3 separate regions of the Homo sapiens genome follow, and all the other regions are linked to region 1. Evidence: chromatin contacts called from ENCODE Hi-C or POLR2A ChIA-PET data. All regions are on one chromosome and are shown on one strand. Each heading gives the region's core, a stretch centred on a gene start or an enhancer-like site at or near the end of the contact. The rest is flanking DNA. Distances are from core to core; before and after follow the strand shown. Region 1 overlaps CLEC16A (C-type lectin domain containing 16A). Region 2 overlaps LOC105371082 (a long non-coding RNA gene). Region 3 overlaps LOC105371082 (a long non-coding RNA gene).

The links. Hi-C counts contacts between places; a loop is a spot of excess contacts on that map. ChIA-PET counts read pairs that join two places held with the same protein, here RNA polymerase II (POLR2A). Pooled maps may share reads with other maps.
Region 2: a loop to region 1 is called in a pooled map, with 5 times the contacts of the local background. The contact joins two enhancer-like sites. A Hi-C loop is called at or near these places in 5 of 37 single-sample maps with no recorded cell type and 10 of 50 pooled maps. POLR2A ChIA-PET finds 5 or more read pairs at or near these places in 5 of 52 experiments (BJ, GM12878, WTC11 and 2 more).
Region 3: a loop to region 1 is called in a pooled map, with 12 times the contacts of the local background. The contact joins two enhancer-like sites. A Hi-C loop is called at or near these places in 4 of 37 single-sample maps with no recorded cell type and 8 of 50 pooled maps. POLR2A ChIA-PET finds 5 or more read pairs at or near these places in 3 of 52 experiments (K562, activated T-cell and naive thymus-derived CD4-positive, alpha-beta T cell).

Annotation. Positions count from the first base shown.
Region 1 is chr16:11,050,719-11,054,159 of GRCh38, reverse strand. CLEC16A (C-type lectin domain containing 16A) reads right to left here. Exons shown (of 24, transcript NM_015226.3): 18 at 2,519-2,647. Among named protein-coding and RNA genes, the nearest start is that of CLEC16A, 110 kb to the right of the region's middle. RefSeq lists enhancers at 1,512-1,661, 2,674-3,251, 3,252-3,441. Within about 2 kb of position 1,704, at least 2 of the 41 ENCODE cell types and tissues checked have a DNase peak (open chromatin) inside an H3K27ac peak, as active enhancers do.
Region 2 is chr16:11,361,493-11,364,933 of GRCh38, reverse strand. All of the region lies in intron 1 of LOC105371082 (a long non-coding RNA gene), which reads right to left. Among named protein-coding and RNA genes, the nearest start is that of RMI2, 18 kb to the right of the region's middle. RefSeq lists an enhancer at 2,538-2,597. Within about 2 kb of position 1,578, at least 12 of the 41 ENCODE cell types and tissues checked have a DNase peak (open chromatin) inside an H3K27ac peak, as active enhancers do.
Region 3 is chr16:11,327,111-11,330,551 of GRCh38, reverse strand. All of the region lies in intron 1 of LOC105371082 (a long non-coding RNA gene), which reads right to left. Among named protein-coding and RNA genes, the nearest start is that of RMI2, 17 kb to the left of the region's middle. RefSeq lists enhancers at 1,089-1,868, 1,927-1,976, 2,867-2,926, 2,987-3,056, 3,147-3,206. Within about 2 kb of position 1,896, at least 20 of the 41 ENCODE cell types and tissues checked have a DNase peak (open chromatin) inside an H3K27ac peak, as active enhancers do.

The DNA.
Region 1 (3,441 bases), core at 455-2,954:
CAAGGTTCTCAAGGGGCTCCAAGGCTCCCGTGATCTGGCTCCTGCCAGCACCCCCAGCCTCATCACATCCTCCTGTGGGCTCCAGCTGCAATCACTGCCGTGTTGGTGCCAGAATGTGCCACCTGTCTCTGGGCCTATGCCTCCCTATCTGATGCCTGTCCCACTTCCTGCTCCAGGTGGGATTAGTGACCTGACCTAATGCTGCTTGAATAATGGCCTGAGCCACATGACCTGCCACTGTCTCTTCCCACTTTGACCTCTAAGGCTCTGATTTCTTCAGGACTGGGGCTGTGTTTTTGCTGTCCCAGTGTCCTGAGCAGAGCCAGCAGATCTCAAGAAGGCAGTGTGGGAAGCAGTGGATCAGAATGCCTAAGAGTCTAGGTTCTGGGGGCCACATTGCCTGGGCTGACTTGTGGCTCAGCTACTCACTAGCTGGGTGACCTTGAGCAAATCACCAGACCTCTCCATGCATCAATTTCTTCCCCTGTGGACAGGGCGTGGTGGTTCACATCTGTAATCCTAGCACTTTGAGAGGCCGAGGTGGGCGGATCGCTTGGGTCCAGGAGTTCAAGACCAGCCTGGGTAACATGGCAAAACCCCATTTCTACAAAAAATACAAAAATTAGCCGAGTGTGGTGGCACACACCTGTAATCCCAGCTACCCAGGAGGCTGAGGTGGGAGGATTGCTTGACCCCAGGGGGCAGAGTGTGTTGCAGTGAGCCAAGATGGCACCACTGCACTCCAACCTGGGTGACAGAGCAGGACCCTGTCTAAAAAAAAAAAAAATTCTTCCTCTGTAAAATGGGGATAATAATAGTGCCAATCTCCTAGGATGGTTATAGAATTTAATGAGGAAATTCACATAAAGAACTGATTTGAATTGATCTACTTCATAACAGAGGCTATGTGTTCATAGAAGTGGTAAGAAAAACCCTGATGAACTGTGAACCAAAAGAAGGTAGAGTGTGGGCTGGGTGTGGTGGTACATGTCTGTAATTTCAGCACTTTGGGAGGCCAAGGCAGGAGGATGGCTTGAGGCCAGGAGTTCAAGGCTAACTTGGGTAACTTAGCAAGACTTCATCTCTATAAAACATCTAAAAATTAGCTAGGTGTGGTAGCTTGTGCCTGTAGTTCCAGCTACCGACGCTGAGGTGGGAGGATGGCTGGAGCCCAGGAGTTTGAGGCTGCAGTGAGCTATGATCGCAACACTGCACTCCAGGATGGATCACAGCTCACTGCAGCCTCCAAAACAACAACAACAACAACAACAACAAAAAGGCAAAGTGGAATCCAGAGCAGCAGTGCTCAGCGTTCAGTCCTCTGGACCTTCTGGCTCAGGGGTGCGGGGGGATCTCCCAGGTGGGGCCTTCTTGGCACAGGATGCTGTAGCCCTGGCTGGGGGTGAGCACGTCAGCATCATGAAGCAACACATACACATCTGTCAGAACCAGTCCTCCAGTGAAAGCTGATGCCAGGACGTCCAGTGCAAACACTGCCACCCACAAACAGAATCGTGTGCCTGGCAGGGAGGACATGGAAGGAAGGCGTCAGTGGGCCGGACAGGGTGGGTCCTGCGGTGAGGCTTGTGGGTTTGGTCAGACAGTTGGAAATGTGGATTGACTCAAGACACATGGGTCCCACTTCCTCTGCACCCCCAGGCTTCCGAGGTAGAACCACCAGCTGCAGGGAGGAAGGTTCAGACTCCTCGTGTCTGAGGTGCAAATGACAGGTCATTCCTGTTTTGCAAAATCCAAAAGTGAAACACCTCTGTCACACACGAATTAACTCAGATGATAAAGGCTGACAAGGGGAGCTGTGTGCAATGAATTCCTCTGAACTATACACAAATACTCATGTCTCCAGTGAATGATTTTCTAGGAAAAGGTGATGGTGCTTTCTAAGAAAGAAACTCTGATCTTACCCGGGAGATAAAATACCATGAACACCCCTGAGGACACTGCTTCCTAGAGTACCTGCTTCGGAAAAAAAGGGCTGATAACGGAAGCACACACTGCAGCTGGTTCTGAGAACTAATCTTTTCACACATATCTGTCCTGCAGGCTGGTGAGATTCACATTTAATTTGACTGTGTCCCAAGAGCAGGTAGATGCCTTAACATCGCACTATCTCTGGGGGTCCTGAGACCGCTGGGCTACGATTTCACACCAACCTCACCTGCACTGGATGTACCGTGCTCACCCCCGATGGTTCACAGAAAACTGGCCCCATTGCCTTACACTCCTGAGCTCAGGGCTTGTCTGTCTGCACTGGTGAAGGCTACCTCTCTGCAGCCAACACTGGGTGCCAGATGCAACGGAATGCCAAACCCTACTTCCCAAAGGGTAAAAACATGCCTTGGAAAGTCATGCCTGGGGGCAAATGGGTACTCTCTATCCACTGTCTAAGCTGTGTTGAGGGCAGGCTCTTGACTTTGACAAAGAAGCCCTTTCCTCCCTGGTCTGGGAGTGGTTCTGGAGAACAGTGGCCCAGGAGATGACAGGTCCTGTGCTCACTCACCCGCCGGGTCTTCTCCACATCGCCACACGGCAGCCGCTTCACGAAGTCAATGCCCGTCAGTGGCGTGCCTGTTGGGGGCAGCAGGATGGAGGCGTCCATCATGAGATATTCCACGTTCATGGGCTTCATCTAGAAGAGACATTACAGGAAACCTCAAAGCAGATTCCTTACTTGGAAGGAGGAAGGGGCCGGGGGAGGTTGCACAGGCCCCTCGCCTTCAACCGCATTTAGTAAATGTAAATGAGTGATCTAAATCCTGGATTTAGATTGAAGTAAAGCACAGAGGCAGCCAGATAAGGGAGCAATATGCCTTTTGGTTTTCTAAATTGCAGATTTTTCCTTTAATTGAAGCAGCAGCTCAGACTCTTGAGAAGTTGCATCCTTGCTGTGAAAAGCTTGCTCCTCTTCGCATTCTCTCTCCACCTCAGCAGGGACAGGGATTCTCAGCAGGAGGCCAGGTATGCTTTATCCCTGTGGGTGCAAGCCCGTCTGCCACCTGCTTCCTCCTCTCTGTCCTTCCAGTGATGATAACAGCTATGGCGATGGCAGCTTCCGTTTAACGAGAGCTGATTCCGCTGCAAGCTGTGACCTAAGGGCTTTTGAGGAGCTGCTTCCCACTTTGCTGATGAGGGAACACAGTCTCAGAGAAGCAGAAAAATGGATCCAAGGTCGCTCAGCTGGTGGGTGGCAGAGCCAAGACATGAGCCCAGGCCTGTCTTGCTCCAGGGCCTCTGTGATTCCCACCCTAGGACCAATGTTTCCCCTTCCTTCCTTGTCCCCTTCACATCTTACCTGGGATAATATAACACAATCATTATTGGAGCATCTACTAAGTGCCAGGCACGTGCTGGGATCACCTCCTGCTGGACGGCAGGTGCTGGTGGGCCCATCATAAAAGGGACACTGAGCTCAGAGGAGGAAAG
Region 2 (3,441 bases), core at 329-2,828, 310 kb before region 1:
TTAGAAAGGGGTCCCAAGTAAAGAGAGAGAGAGAGAGGCATCCCAGAGCCCTTTTCCATCTGAGCCTCCCACGGCCCATGACTCACTTTACCCAGTAACATGCTTCCCTTCCAGTTTACCATCTGGAAGAAGGAATAAACTTATTTTTCTTATTCACCAATAATTTATGTAAACCAAACATTGCAAACAAGGGTTTCCTTAGCAACCTCTATCTCATTCTCTTCAGATACCAATTGCTCTCCAGTAAAGGGAGTGTCCTGTTCCACACAACTTAAATTAACTTGGAAATCTCACTTAAAACAGAAAAGTTAAGGTCTTCTTAAGGTTTACCAGGGGCAATGCATTTGCAGGAATGCACGGGGCTGAAGGTCAAAGGCAAAGAAAACAAGGCACAAATTCTTTCACCCGGATTTGGTTTGTCCTTGTACACCCATGGTTGACAAGGTCACCTGGCAATGACAAATCTGCTTTTGAAGTTTTGTTTTTTTTTCTGGAGGCAGAGTCTTGTTCTGTCGCTGAGGCTGGAGTGCAGTGGCGCGATCTCGGCTCACTGCAATCTCTGTCTCGTGGGTTCAAGCGATTCTCCTGCCTCAGCCTCTGAGTAGCTGGGATTACAGGCGCCCACCACCATGCCTGGCTAATTTTTGATTTTTAGTATAGACAGGGTTTCACCATGTTGGCCAGGATGGTCTAAAACTCCTGATTCTCAAGTGATCCACCCGCCTTGTCCTCCCAAAGTGCTGGGATTATAGGCATGAGCCACCGTGCCCGGCCAGGTCAGTTTTCTCTAACAGAAGTAACAAAACAGATGTAATCCAAAATCACAGATATATCAAAATTTTCAAAATGGTGTTGGAGGCCAGGTGCAGTGGCTCATGACTGTAATCCCAACACCTTGGGACGCCGAGACAGGAGGATCACTTGAGACCAAGAATTCAAGACCAGCCTGGTCAACACACCGAGACCTCGTATCTATAAAAAAAGGTTTTTTTTTTATTGAGATGGAGTCTCGCTCTGTTGCCCAGGCTGGAGTGCAGTGGCGCCATCTCGGCTCACTGCAAGCTCCGCCTCCTGGGTTCATGCCATTTTCCTGCCTCAGCCTCCCGAATAGCTGGGACTACAGGCCCCACCACACGCCCGGCTAATTTTTTGTATTTTTAGTATTCACCGTGTTAACCAGGATGGTCTCGGTCTCCTGACCTCATAATCTGCCCGCCTCAGCCTCCCAAAGTGCTGGGATTACAGGCGTGAGCCACCACGCCCGGCCAAAAGTGTTTAATGGTATTAGAAAATGCTGACTTGGGTAGTGACAGTTTCAATGCATCATTGCCTGGCCTTCTGGGTTTCACCTTGAACCTTGTGACAGGTGATCAAGTCATGTGTCCAAGCTCAGGGACTTCCTGTTGTACAGAGATGATGCTGCCTGGAGCACCCTACTCCAATCCCCCTCCCTTCAACTTCTCACAGTGTATCATATTCAGCCCACACCAGGGCAAGCCCCGCTCATGTCATCAGCCCTGCCCTGGCCAACAGCCTAGAAAAGATGCAGGTCAACTCCCACAAAGGGCAGGGTGACTCAGTTCATTCACATGCTACAAGCCAGCTGCCTGCCTTGTACTCTCCCCAGACCTGGGCTGTGTGCAAACTGCACAGACAGGGCCCTGTGCTCAGAAGGGTCCCCAATGCTCACTCGAATGCTCTATTACCATCTTGAATCTTAATTTCTGAAAATTATTGATTTTCATTTTGTGCTGATCCCTGCAAATTAAGTAGCCATTCCCACTTCAGAGCCACTTAACGAAGGTTCTTGGGTGGCTGGAATAGGCTGGGGTTTCCATAAAATAAGGGACTGGCTGGCCGGGCGCAGTGGCTCACGCCTGTAATCCCAGCATTTTGGGAGGCCAAGGTGGGTGGATCACGAGGTCAAGAGATTGAGATCATCCTGGCTAACACAGTGAAACCTCGTCTCCACTAAAAATACAAGAAGTTAGCCAGGAATGGTGGCACACGCCTGTGGTCCCAGCTACTTGGGAGGCTGAGGCAGGAGAATCGCTTGAACCTGGGAGGCAGAGGTTGCAGTGAGCCGAGACTGCGCCACTGCACTCCAGCCTGGGCAACAGAACGAGACTCCATCTCAAAAAAAAAAAAAAAAAAAAAAGGCGGGGGAGGTGGTGCTGGCCAGGCACAGAGCCCCTGCAACAGAAGACCCTTCCCTTGCTCTAAAGTAACCCTCTCAGAGCCATTTCTTAATGGAGCCTGCAACAGCCTGGTGACCTGCCCTCAACTGTTTTAATCATTGGCTGTCCCCTTCTTCAAGAGCAGGTGCATTTCACATAAGTGCATAATTAATACTAACAAGAGGGGCCGCCGCCCGTGTGCTGGGGCCCTGTCATGTGTATTCTGTGCTCAGGGTCCGTGGGAGGCACAGGACCCAGATCTATCCTTACAGTATGACTATAGATCACTCTAGAGTGGCCTGTCCTGAGCAGGACAAGACCCGGCAACCCTTTTGGTCAATGCTGGAGCATCTCCCAGGGATGAGCAATGGTGGCGTTTGCAGGATGGCTGGCAGCACTCGGCAGTGGGCCAGCTGTGCCTCAGTGATTCTGGTGGTTCAAACCCACAACCCAGCCAACTCACCCTAGGCTCCAACCAGCCTGGCTAACTGGGGACAGCCATTCCCAGCTGCACTCAGGCATCTGAAAGACCCTTCCTTTCCTGCGAAGCCTCTTTCAGGGTTTCAGGAAGGAAGTGGAGACAGTAAGGGGAAACCACAAACCCATATAACTCTAATAGTATCACCTCTCGGTCCATGGGGGTGGGGGGAGGCTGCTTCCCGTGTTGAATTTCATCCTGAAGCCACCCTGGTGGGGGTAGGGGCAATGCCATTCTCTCCATCTCACAAACAACATCGCATTGGCCCCGAGAGATGAACCCGGGGACTGAGTGTGGCTAGCAAAGCCAGGATCGTGACCGAGCAGGTCTCTCCAACTTAGGAGCTTTAAGGGCAGGCTGTTGGTTTCTGCAGATACTGGCCTAGCATAGCCCATGTGATCAGCCAGGGCTGAGGTCCCTCTGCTGACAGGTTTCCCTCCTAAGGACACTGGTGGGGCTGTGGCCCCGTCAGATCATCTGTCCCTGGCAACACGCTTTTCCAGGGAACTCCAATGAGGAAGAGAAAGTGCGGACCATCGACTTCCGTGTCTCTGAAAACAACTTTGTAAAAGTGTGTAAGGACCCAACACTCTGCTTATAATCAAACGGCTCTGGACCCCTCCGCTCTGAGTGCTTCAACATTGGGCATTTCCTTTTCCTGTTTGGGTCTCAAATTCTGCCTCTGGGATCTTGTTTTGAAGGCTAAGTTTCCAGCCAGAACAAGTGCCCACACTCTACTATCTCAAACTCATCCCCTTGCCTTAGCCAGGAAGGCTGATGACAGAC
Region 3 (3,441 bases), core at 647-3,146, 280 kb before region 1:
GCTGTGTCAAAATTTAGAGAATGGGGGGCTGGGCGCAGTGGCTCACACCTGTAACCCCAGCACTTTGGGAGGCTGAGGTGGGTGGATCACTTGAGGTCAAGAGTTCGAGATTAGCCTGGCCAACATGGCAAAACCCTGTCTCTTCCAAAAAATACAAAACTTAGCCAGGCATGGTGGTGGACACATGTAGTCCCAGCTACTTAGGAGGCTAAGGTGGGAGAATCGCTTGAACCTGGGAGGCGGAGGTAGCAATGAGCTGAGATCATGCCACTACACTCCAGCCCGGTCAACAGAGTGAGTCTCTGCATTAAAAAAAAAAAAAAAAAAAAATATATATATATATATATATATACACACACACATATATATAGAATGGCACATACATACCCAGAACAGAATCCCAGCCCCGTGCAAATGACAACTTGTCACAGGTGGTGGCCCAGCTGGAAAATATTTGTTTCTTCTTCAGGGACTTCAGTCAAGAAAGCCCAGTAGTACCTAAGTTAACTACCAAGGAGAAGAGGGAGTAGAGAATGACTGCTTAATGGATACAGAGTTTCCTTTGGGAATGATGAAAATGTTTTCCAACTAAAGAGAGGTGGTAGTTGCACAACGCTGTAAATGTACTAAGCACCACTGAATTGTTCATTTCAAATTAGTTAATTTTATGTTACGTGAATTTCACTTCCATTTATTAAAAATAGGTTCCAGGCCAGGCTCACGCCTATAATCCCAACATTTTGGGAGGCCAAAGCGGGAGGATCGCTTGAGCCCAGGAGTTCAAGACCAGGCTGGGTAACAGGGAGACCCCCGTCTCTACAAAAAATTAAAAAATTAGCTGGGCATGGTGTTGTGTGCCTGTAGTCCCAGCTACTTGGGAGGCTGAGGTGGTAGGATCACTTGAGCCTAGGAAGTCGAGGCTGCAGTGAGCTGTGATCATGCCACTGCACTGCAGCTTGGATGACAGAGCAAGACCCTGTCTCTAAAAAAAATAAGTAAATAAAAAAGGTTCGACTCCCCCCTCAAAAATAGTATCCAGGGATAACTGTGCCCTAAATCTACCCCCAAGAAATTCAGGCCCTTTGAGAGGTTAAGTAACTTACTCAATGCCTCACAGCCAGGAAGAGGTTGACCCTGAAATCAGCCTGCCTCCAAAGCTCCAGTTCTTTCTACTGGAGACGGGAGAAAATGGGTTAAATATCACTCATCCCTTTCTCTCCAGGGAATTCCTCAGGAATTCCTTTCCCCTGGAGCAGTGTGACTTTATTTACATAAAAACTCTTCCAGGGACAGAAACAAGAAATGCAGACCAGTACCAGTATATTGTTGTACCTGTAACAGACCCTTTTTCTCAAAATAACCGCAATTCTGTGAAAGTGGAAGTGTTCTAGAAAATCGAGACAGAGCATCACTCCACGTGTTTGCACAGAAAGAAACAAACCTTCTGAGCAGTGCGCTGAATCCAAACGCCTGATTTCACAGGGAAGGAAGGAAAAGCGGGGTACATGAGACGTTGAAATGCACCCCCCAGGGCAGTAGGGGCATTTTTTTGAGTGAGTTTGGGATGGGGTTAGGTGGGAGGCAGGGGGATGGACAAAATGAACACCTGCCAAAGCCCCAAAGCAGTTTCTCCAACCCAGAATGCCCTGACCACCAGTGAGGGGTAGTTTCCCAACTGTCCTGGTATGAGGTTTTCTGGGGGGCCTGACCTTCATTCGAAGTTCAATGAAGCACACAGCGCCCCTGCATCAGAGATTGCTTCTGAGGGACTCAAACCTCAGCCTTGCAAAACAGCGACACTTGAGTGAACCCAGCTGGAGACAAAGGAAGTGTGAGTCAGCCCAAGAATTTCTTTTAAAAGGCCGAGTGAAGGAGGCCACAGCTGCTGAACTGGAAGACAGAATTTGCATGAGCCTGGGGCTAGGCTCTGGGCACCAACCTCCGGATGTCCTCAGGGATCTGTGAGCAGAGAGGCCTGGCTGCAAAGGGTCTGGAGGACGGCCCTTCTGCTAAGGTGTCCGCTCCCAAGGCAGAGGGCTTGGGGGAGCTGGAGGAGGCTGGGTTCCAGGAGGGGTGGCCAGGTAAGTCCTTGGGCCAGTAGGGAAGAAGTCCAACTGTGTACAAACGTTACCTCTGAGCCACACCACTACCCTGCCAGGAGGTTTGATGTGGTCCCATTTTACAGAGGGGAAGACTGAGTCTGATTTCTTCACTCAACAAGTGCTCACTGAATGCCTGGGATGCAGCGGTGAACAAAACCAACAAAAGACCCTGCTTTTATGGAGTTTATAATCTGGTGAAGGATGGGGAGAGAGCAAGAGACAATTTCGGGTGCTAAGCACATGCAGATGAAGAAAATAAACCAGGAGGGGTGGGGAGAGGGGCTTATCTGCACAGGCTCCCTCAGCTGAGACCTGAATGACAGAAGGGGCTGGTGGGCTGGGGAAGGGCCACTCCCACCAGAGGGAATGGCGAATGCTAAGGCCCTGCAGCGGGAGCGACCCTGTGTGTATGAGGAACAGAAAGGCCAGTATGGGTGCGCAGTGATGGGGGAGCAGTCAGTGATGCAGTCAAGAGGTCGGTGAGGCAAGATCAGGTAGAGACTCACAGGCCACTTAAAGGAATTTGGATTTTGCTTTAAATGTACCAGGAATGCGCATTTTTGAGGGGAGGGGTGGGGAGAGACAGAGAGAGGAGGCTGGGCACAGTGGCTCACATCTGTAATCTCAGCACTTTAGGATGCCAAAGTGGGAGGATCACTTGAGGTCAGGAAACCAGCCTGGCCAACATGTCAAAACCCCGTCTCTACCAAAAATACAAAAATTAGCCGGGCGTGGTAGTGGGTGGCCTATAAACCCATCTACTTGAGAGGCTGGGGCAGGAGAATCACTTGAGCCCGGGAGGTGGTTGCACTCCAGCCTGCGCAACAGAGGGAGATTCCATCTCAAAAAAAAAAAAAGAGAGAGAGAAAGAGAAAGAGAGAGACATGACCTGATTTTCGTTTTCAGTAGACGCCCCTGGCCGCCGCGTGGAGACTGGGCTGTGGGGGCAGAGGAGTGGAGAGACTAGCCAGGAGGCTGCAGCTGCGGTTTCACTCTACTCCCCACGGCCCGATGAGGGGAGACAAAGACAGAACTCAAGGATGGACTTGGTTTGGGACTTGAGCGACTGGGTCCATGCAGGTGTCCTTGCCTGAGGCAAGGATGGTTTGAGCCAGGGCACCCAGCCGGAGCTGGCTAGACTCCCTTTCTCCCGTGCCGCCCACCCCACAGAAGGCCCGGAGCGTTCATGCTGGCATTCAGGGACCTCCACACCCCTCCCTCCTCTTGCCTCTCCATTTTGACCTCACGCTGCTCCCCATGGCCACAGAGCTCTTGTCTCTCTCTCCTGACATGCCATGCTCAGTCCCAGCTCCAGACCTTTGCTCACGCTGCTCCTGCC